Regions from separate parts of the Homo sapiens genome. Here region 2 is linked to region 1. A link is a contact called in ENCODE Hi-C or POLR2A ChIA-PET data. All regions are on one chromosome and are shown on one strand. The core of a region is the stretch at or near the end of the contact, and the rest is flanking DNA. Distances in the headings are between cores, read along the strand shown.

Region 1 (3,906 bases), core at 672-3,171:
ATAATTAAGAGTGCTGTGAAAGAAGGTTTTAGTTCCAAATGTGTTCTTATGTTGTCTTTTTGAAAATAAAACAAAAAATAAAAAGTCAAGAGCAGGAGGAATGATGATTAACAGAACATATAGGTTAATGATAATTAATTTTCCCTGTTGACTTGAGAATCTTTTGTTATCGCAGGCACGGTGTCCATGAGTAGTTTCTTGTCAGGGGAAACATCACCATGCTCCAATACTTTCTGTTTTTGAAAAGTATGAAGATGTAAGTCTGTTCATCTACATCTCCGAAAGAGAAAAGGTGCTGGTGTCTGCGACCTTATGTGAAAATCACTCTTCTTTCAAGGGCACCAGTAACACTTACAGATATTTACAGAGGTACTAGAATCTCACGTGTTTTGGATCTGGTTCAGAAGGTTAAGAGATGTGCATTCAAATGCTTCACAACATAAGATGACCCCAAATCATACCCATTATTTCTATATCTCTGTATTTGTAAAATAAAAAAATTACACACACACACAAAGATTGCTATGCAAGCACTAAAAATGGGCAAAAATAAACAGAATATGTTTTCTACTTTTTAACTTACCTATAGAAATGTAATAGTAGATATGCTCAATATAAGAAACTTTAAAAAATACAATATAAAGACTTTTCAGGATGAGGAAATTGAAAAAAAAAGGGAAATTATTTTCTTGATTTTATTTATTAGCCCCAAATATTGGATTAGAATTTCCTATTTCTCACACAAACTATTGATGCATTTACATAAAGAGTTCAAATTTCATGTCAGTCTCCCATTGTTTTCATTTGTTCTGCCCTGTGCTAAAATTGAACTGTCTCACTTCCCCTGGTTTGTCTTTTTCTAGAAGCCAGGTGAATGGGAATGCTGATGCATGTACTCATTACATGCATATACATACCTGCATATAGGGAGGCCGAAAGGCATTGAAAATAATTGACTTCATAAATATATTTCAATTAGTAGGCATTCAAATAAGTGAGCAGCAAATTATGGAAACGTTTTGTCAGTTATAGTCTCACAAATACCTAAAACTGTTAGCTTAGCATTTCATATAACATGGAGAAAACTTTAATTGCCAACATGAGAGAAAGAGAAACACTGATTAAGGCCCATCCCTTACTGTCAAAGGAGAATAAGAAAGAAAAAAGGCTGATTAAAATATGTTCAATATGGTTAATATATTCTACAAAGGAGCGTTGAAAACCGCAATACTTTAGTTTTTTCATGCATTATTGTAAGCTACTGCCATCTAGTGATTAAACTAAAAATTACCATTTTGTTGTCAATTTAGGATTCAACCGGCTAACAATTCATGGTAACTCATTAATCGAGTGCATCAAATATAGTACTATGAAATATGAAATATGTAAGACAATGCATGTCTTCATAGTTTTTTAATAGTTTGGTAAGTAATACCTTAAAGATCAACTAAATTCCATAGAATTGAGTGCATTTAAAGAATTCAGTCATTTCATTAATTTATTGATTAAAAGTAGCAAGTTAACTTATTTTTAAAAAGTTAACATGCGCCTTTAAATTTAGATTTAACTTGATTTTTGTATCTACTAACTTGTATCAAGATGGAAAGGAGACCAGCTGGAAGACCAACTTCAGCCTTCACATCTTATACTTTATGTTCTGAAGTGTCTAACTTGCCTCTCTCTATTTAATTATTACATTAAAATAAGCAATTACACACTTACAAAGATTTGAAAACAAGACAGAAAAACCCTTTTGTACCATATAGAGTCTTAGCTCCCTTGACATCAGGAATGAGGAAGTTAAACAGGCACAACCATGTAAAGGGAGTGTTTAATGCTGCTGTATCAGAAACATCACTGCATTGGCCAAGTAAGCACCTGCTTTCAGTTTGAACTCTAATCTGTAAGATGCTTTTCCCACCAGATGGGAGCAGATGGCTTCTCAGAAACTGGCCAAAGACAACAGGCAGGCAGAAAACAGGCAGCAGTGTGTGCAGCTCCAGCTAGGAAGACACAGGGAATGAGAGAGAGGGAGAGAGATAGTTCCAGCTAGCTGTAGGAAAAAGGAACAAGAAAGTACTCTCTCACAGAATGAACGAGAAAGCAGACGGACACATTGGGGCACACTAGAGGAAAATAGGGTCTTCTTGAAGTCTGTATGTCAGTTATACAGTAAGGGAATCTAAAAAACAAAGACCCAAAAACTTTTTCATGGTAACTAATAAGCGTCCTGAAACAAGTAGCAGATACTCCACCATAAATATAAAAGGAGGAGCAGTTGAACTTAGGAGAGTACAGAAGATTGAACCAGGCTAGAAACAGCAGTCTCTTAGACACAGTGAGGAGATCTAGAACTAGACATTGATATCGTCTGATATTGTATAACATTTAAAGTTTTATAATAAATAAAACAGCATATTATCTCTTCCTGTCCCTTTTTCTCTATCTTAATCTGTCTCTAGATAGAGATAGCTAAGATAGATAAGTTAGATAGATAGATATACTAAAAAGTTGACTCATTTATAATTACATGAAATTTTCATTTTGAATTTGGATTCAGTCATTCTCGACAAGTAATTTTTTATTTCAGAAATACCCAAGTAAAAAAATACATCTCTCCTCCCTCTCAATCTCTCCTCCCTCTCACACTATCCTCTCCCTTGCCCTTCCTCTTCTCTCCTCCTTCTTACTTGTCTCATTTCTTCCTCCATGATTTCCCTCTCTTCTCTTCCCCCTCCTCTCCTCCTTACTTGTCTCATTTCTTCCTCCATGATTTCCCTCTCTTCTCTTCCCTCTCCTCTCCTCCTATCCCTTTTCTTTCCCCTTTCTCCCTGTCTTTTCTCTTTGTCCCTCCCATTTCTGTTCATCCTTTCTCCCTCTCCACCACTTCCTCCCTCACTTTTGGGTGTTGGACTTTGTTTCAGTAAAGATTCTGGTACCTAAAAGGGAAATATAAGGACCCATGCTATTTTATCAAGATTTATTTCTGTTTACTTGTGCAAAACATAACTTACGCATGTTTACGATTTGAGAGTGTAAGAAAATGCATCTTTTTTTAACCTATTAATTCGAATTGTTAATCTGTGCTTGTTCTGCACTGTTGTATTTATTTCTCATTGTTGCTGTAACAAATTACTATGATTTAGTGGCTTAAAACAACACAAATTTATCATCTTACAGTTTTGGAGGTCATAAGTCTGAAATGAGTTATGGGGCTAATTTAGTAACTGGGCTAAAATCTGGAATAACAATTTAGTCACAGGGCTAAAATCAAGCTATTGCAGGGCTATAGTCCTTTCCAGAGGCTCTAGGAATCAATCTATTCCTTGCTTTTTCTGGCTTCTAGAGGTTGCCCATATTCCTTTGCTGGGGACTCTCTTCCACCTTCTTTTTTTTTAATTTTATTTTTTAATTGATTAATAATAATTGTAGATATTCATGGGGTACATACAATGTATAGTGATCAAATTAGGGTAACTAGCATAACATCATCTCAAATATTTATCATTTCTTTGTGTTGGGAATGTTCGATATCCTCGTTCTAGCAATTTGCAACTACATAATATGTAATTGTTCCTTCTATCCTCAAAGCTAGCAATCGCTGGTTGAGTCTTTCCCATGCTGCATCCCTCTGACTCTGTCTGGCTTCTGTTTTACTTACAAGGACCCTGGTGATTACGCTAGGCCCACCCAGTAATCCCAGATAATCTCCCTAGTTTAAGATCTGCTGATGAACAACCATAACTCCATCTCCGACCTTAATTCTCCTTTGCTTTGTAACATATCACACTCACAGGTCCTGAGGATTAGGACATGAACACCTTGGGGGCATTATTCTGCCTACTGTATCTGTTGAACAACAGCTGGAAACAGTAATACAGATAAAACCGTTTTAATGTCAAGAGG
Region 2 (4,112 bases), core at 845-3,344, 81 kb before region 1:
AAATTAGCCAGGCATGGTGGTAAGCGCCTGTAATTCCAGCTACTTGAGAAGCTGAGGCAGGAGAATCCCTTGTACCCCATAGGTGGAGGTCGCAGTGAGCCGAGATCACACCACTGTACTCTAGCCTGGATGACAGAGCAAGACTCTATCTCAAAAAAAAAAAAAAAAGAGAGAGAGAGAGAAAGAGAAAAAGGAGGCATGTCAGAGAGATGGGGAAGACACAAAGTAAAAAGAACTGGGTGGCTTGGATCAAGGGTGAGAGGGCGGTGACAGAGAGAGAGCCACATGGCATGAATACCAATTTTCTGACTTGGGCAATGGGATAGCTGGTAGGAAATGAAGCTGATATGGAAACAAACACTGAGAGTTAAGTTTTGGAGTTTGAATTGCCTGCAGAACTTCCAGGAGGACACATTGTAAACGTGGCTGGGTACATAGGTCTGGAACTTAACAAGAAGTTAAGGCCTGAAATCAGAGTATGTAAGCAACATTGATCCCCAAACTCATCTGACCACTAAACTCTTTGTCTAAAACGAAAAAGTTGTAGGAAAAGTTTATAATTCTCTCCTACTGGGAAAATTTGGAAGCTTTATCAGTGTCTCTTTTCTTCCCCATTTTTTTCAATAGTCACTGGAAAAAACAAGGAAGAAGGCAGAGCAGGAGCTCCTACCTGAATCTTCTCCATAGTCTATTATTTTACCAGAGATTTTTATCCATTTGCTTGAAAACAGGTGGGAATATCACTCAGAAGGATAGATTTTATCTAGTTAATACAAAAAATATTTTATGATTCATCCTGTTTTTTTATTCCCTACTTTTCATAAGTTTGTGAATCTCATTGCCAGTGACTTGGTTTTTTCTCAGGTTGTTTTTTTCTTTTTTTGAGATAGAGTCTAGCTCTGTCACCCAGGCTGGAGTGCAATGGCGCGATCTCAGTTCACTGGGACCTCCGCCTCCCAGGTTCAAGCCATTCTCCTGCTTAGCCTCCTGAGTAGCTGGGACTACAGGCGCATGCCGCCACGCCCAGGCTAATTTTTTGTACTAATTTTAGTAGAGATGGGGTTTCACCGTGTTTAGCAGAGATGGGGTTTCACTGTGTTGAGGGGTGTTGAGGACTACCGTGTTGCCCAGGCTGGTCTTGAACTCCTGAGCTCAGGCAATCCACCCACCTCAGCCTCCCAAAGTGTTAGGATTACAGGCGTGAGCCACCACGCCTGGCCATGTTCTCGGTTTTGATGTATAATTTGGATTAAAGAGAGAAAAGGGAAGAAATTATGATTGTACCATATTTTGTCTTGTGATATTTTCAATAATCAAAACAATTTAGCTGTCATGTGAAGAATTCTGTCATCAAGCAGGCAAAAATCAATCCACAAAGAATGATAAGGGCAATGTTTATCCTGCGAAGCAACAGGCTGCTAAAATATTGCTTTCATTTCTCTCTAACGGCAGCAATCCTACAGAAAAAAATATCACATCATTTATTCTTGGTGTGATGTAAGTTTTTTTTAGGGTCTTGCGGCGGGAGGGGGGAGGCGGTAACATTGCACAATTTTTTAAAGTAATACTTTTAAAAGGGAATTTCCATAACAACCCTGTAATTATTAAGTGGAAATGGCTTCATTGCTAGACAGGAAGGCCTATCCCAGCCAAAAAAAAAAAAAACCCTCAGTAGATTTCCGTTTGAAAATTACTCTTGAGAATCTAAAGTAGTAAAAATAAGTAAAGATTATTCTAGTTCATGCAGCTAGAGGCTTCTCCCCCTCATTTTTTAGCATGAATGCCACTTTCTTTTAGAAAGATAGATTGTACAAACCAGCTCTCCTTCTGTGATGCGCTTAGTATGGATGAAGATACAAAGGAAAGGTGAATCTTTATCATCCTTCAAACTTTCATTGAATTGTCAAAATTAGGAGCATTTGCTCTTTTTTTTTTCTCTCACTAGATTTCTTCTGTTTTGGGGAATTCCTATAATTGTGCTCTCCCCACCCCCACCCCCACCACCCACAGTGACTCAGGATCATATTATAAAGGTTACAGTTGAGACAATTTTAACAGACTCGGGTTGAATTTGAGGGTACTTAGTCATCATAGCTTCTAGTATATTTGATTACTCCCTAAAAGGCCTACTTGGCAAGTGCACGTTGTCTAAACTCGGCTGGCACATTCAGGGAAAAAATAAAGTAAAATAAAACCTGCTGGACTGATCTTGAAGAAAGGTCTCATATCAAGGAGGGATGGTAAATCACATAGGCCAAGTTATTTCTTAATCAGTAAGAAAAAGACAAATGATAGAGCAGAAAAAGAAGTCTTTGGACTACAGTCATGACTGATAAAAGCATGATCTTTCCTTTCTGATTCTTTACATGAATGTGCAAGTCAAGGGCGTCAGGAATATAAAAACTCCTGAAAATTTGGCAAGGCTGTGTAGTAAACATTACTGGGAAGACTGCGCAACCCATGCATCACCAACTGCCTTCTCTGAAAATTGCCCCACCCATAGCCATGCCTGAGACCTGATCATAGAACATGATTATTATCCTATTCTGCCTGTGGAGGATCAGGATTTATAGCTGACATAGCCTGATCCACAGTGACTTTTCCAGGCCAGGGGCTGGAATTGGGATCCAGCCCTGGCCACCAGCCCTAGGAAAGTAATACACAGCAGAAAAGCTAGTCTGTAGAGAGAGAAGAGAAGAGCTATGGAGAGGTACAAAAACAAAAGACTATGAAATGGCTTGAACAACAAGGTAAATAGTGGTTTAATTAGTTGGACAAGGCTAGGATAGTTAAAAGTCCTTTTCCATACATGTGACAACCATTTTAATTAAACATACAAAGGGAGATGTGGATTAGACATCTGAAACCAGCGGAGATGTCAGGATGGAAGACAGAAATTTTAGACTCATCAGCATAGAGATCGTTTTTAAATTCATGGGGTTGGATGAGGTCAACAATGAATAGAAAATGGATAGAGAACAGAGACTGAAGCAAATCCAAAATGCTGTAGCATTTGGCAATTGAGTAAAGAAGTAAAAATTAGCAAAGGAGAACAAGCAGGAACAGCAAGAGAGGTAGAAAGGAAATCAGTTGAGTGTGATATCACAGAAGCCGAGAGAGTAGTGTTTCTAGAAGGAGTGATCAAATCAGCTCAATCTTACAAAAACAATTAAGATAAAAATATTAACACTTCTTGGAACTATTTGTATTTAGTTTTTCTTATCAAATGAATGTTATTTATACTGATTTTGACTGATATTAAGGTTTCATATCTAAAATAAAAATATAAGTCAAAAACTTTTTAAATGCCTCAGACAGACCCAATTGGCTTTAGTTAAGAAAAAAATTGGTTCAAGCCAGGTGCAGTGGCTCATGCCTGTAATCCCAGAACTTTGGGAGACCAAGACAGGTGGATCGCTTGAGCCCAAGAGTTTGAGACCAGCTTGGGCAAAACAGCCAAACCCCATTTCTATAAAAATATAAAAATTAGCTGGATGTGGTGACTTGCACCTGTAGTTCCAGCTACTTGGGAGGCTGAGGTGGGAAGATTGGTTGTGCCTGGGAGGTGGAGGTTGCAGTGAACCGAGATTGTGCAACTGCACACTTCAGCCTAGGCGACAGAGACAGACGCTGTCTCAAAAAAAAGAAGAAGGAAGGAAGAAAAAAGGAAAAGAGGGACGGAGGGAGGGAGGAAGGGAGGGAGGGAAGGGAGAAAAAGAAAAAAGCGGCTGGGCAAATGGTTCATTCCTGTAATCCCAGCATTTTGGGAGGCCAAGGCAGGAGGATTGCTTGAGGCCAGGACTTTGAGACCACCCTGGGCAATACAAACATCCTGTCTTATGCCTAGTGGATGTGTCTGTGTGGACGTGCACACACATTGGCTGATGAACCCCCCTTCCTGTTTTACAAACAGGCTCTACAAACAGACAAAATATATTTACAAAAAAGATACATCCATCTATACACACACATATATTAGCTGTCTATACAGCTATCTCTACAAACAGACAAAATATATTTACAAAAAAGATACATCCATCTATACACACACATATATTAGCTGTCTATACAGCTGTCTCTACAAACAGACAAAATATATTTACAAAAAAGAT

What was found. A loop is a pair of places that touch in the nucleus more often than their neighbours do. ChIA-PET counts read pairs that join two places held with the same protein, here RNA polymerase II (POLR2A). Pooled maps may share reads with other maps.
Region 2: a loop to region 1 is called in a map of CD14-positive monocyte, with 2.3 times the contacts of the local background. The contact joins two enhancer-like sites. A Hi-C loop is called at or near these places in 1 of 168 maps with a recorded cell type or tissue (CD14-positive monocyte) and 1 of 50 pooled maps. POLR2A ChIA-PET finds 5 or more read pairs at or near these places in 2 of 52 experiments (AG04449 and T-cell).

What each region holds. Positions count from the first base shown.
Region 1 is chr7:12,636,411-12,640,316 of GRCh38, reverse strand. All of the region lies in intron 10 of SCIN (scinderin), which reads right to left. Among named protein-coding and RNA genes, the nearest start is that of ARL4A, 49 kb to the left of the region's middle. Within about 2 kb of position 1,921, at least 5 of the 41 ENCODE cell types and tissues checked have a DNase peak (open chromatin) inside an H3K27ac peak, as active enhancers do; they include CD14-positive monocyte, where a contact is called at or near this core.
Region 2 is chr7:12,717,658-12,721,769 of GRCh38, reverse strand. No RefSeq gene overlaps it. Among named protein-coding and RNA genes, the nearest start is that of ARL4A, 32 kb to the right of the region's middle. Within about 2 kb of position 2,094, at least 10 of the 41 ENCODE cell types and tissues checked have a DNase peak (open chromatin) inside an H3K27ac peak, as active enhancers do; they include CD14-positive monocyte, where a contact is called at or near this core.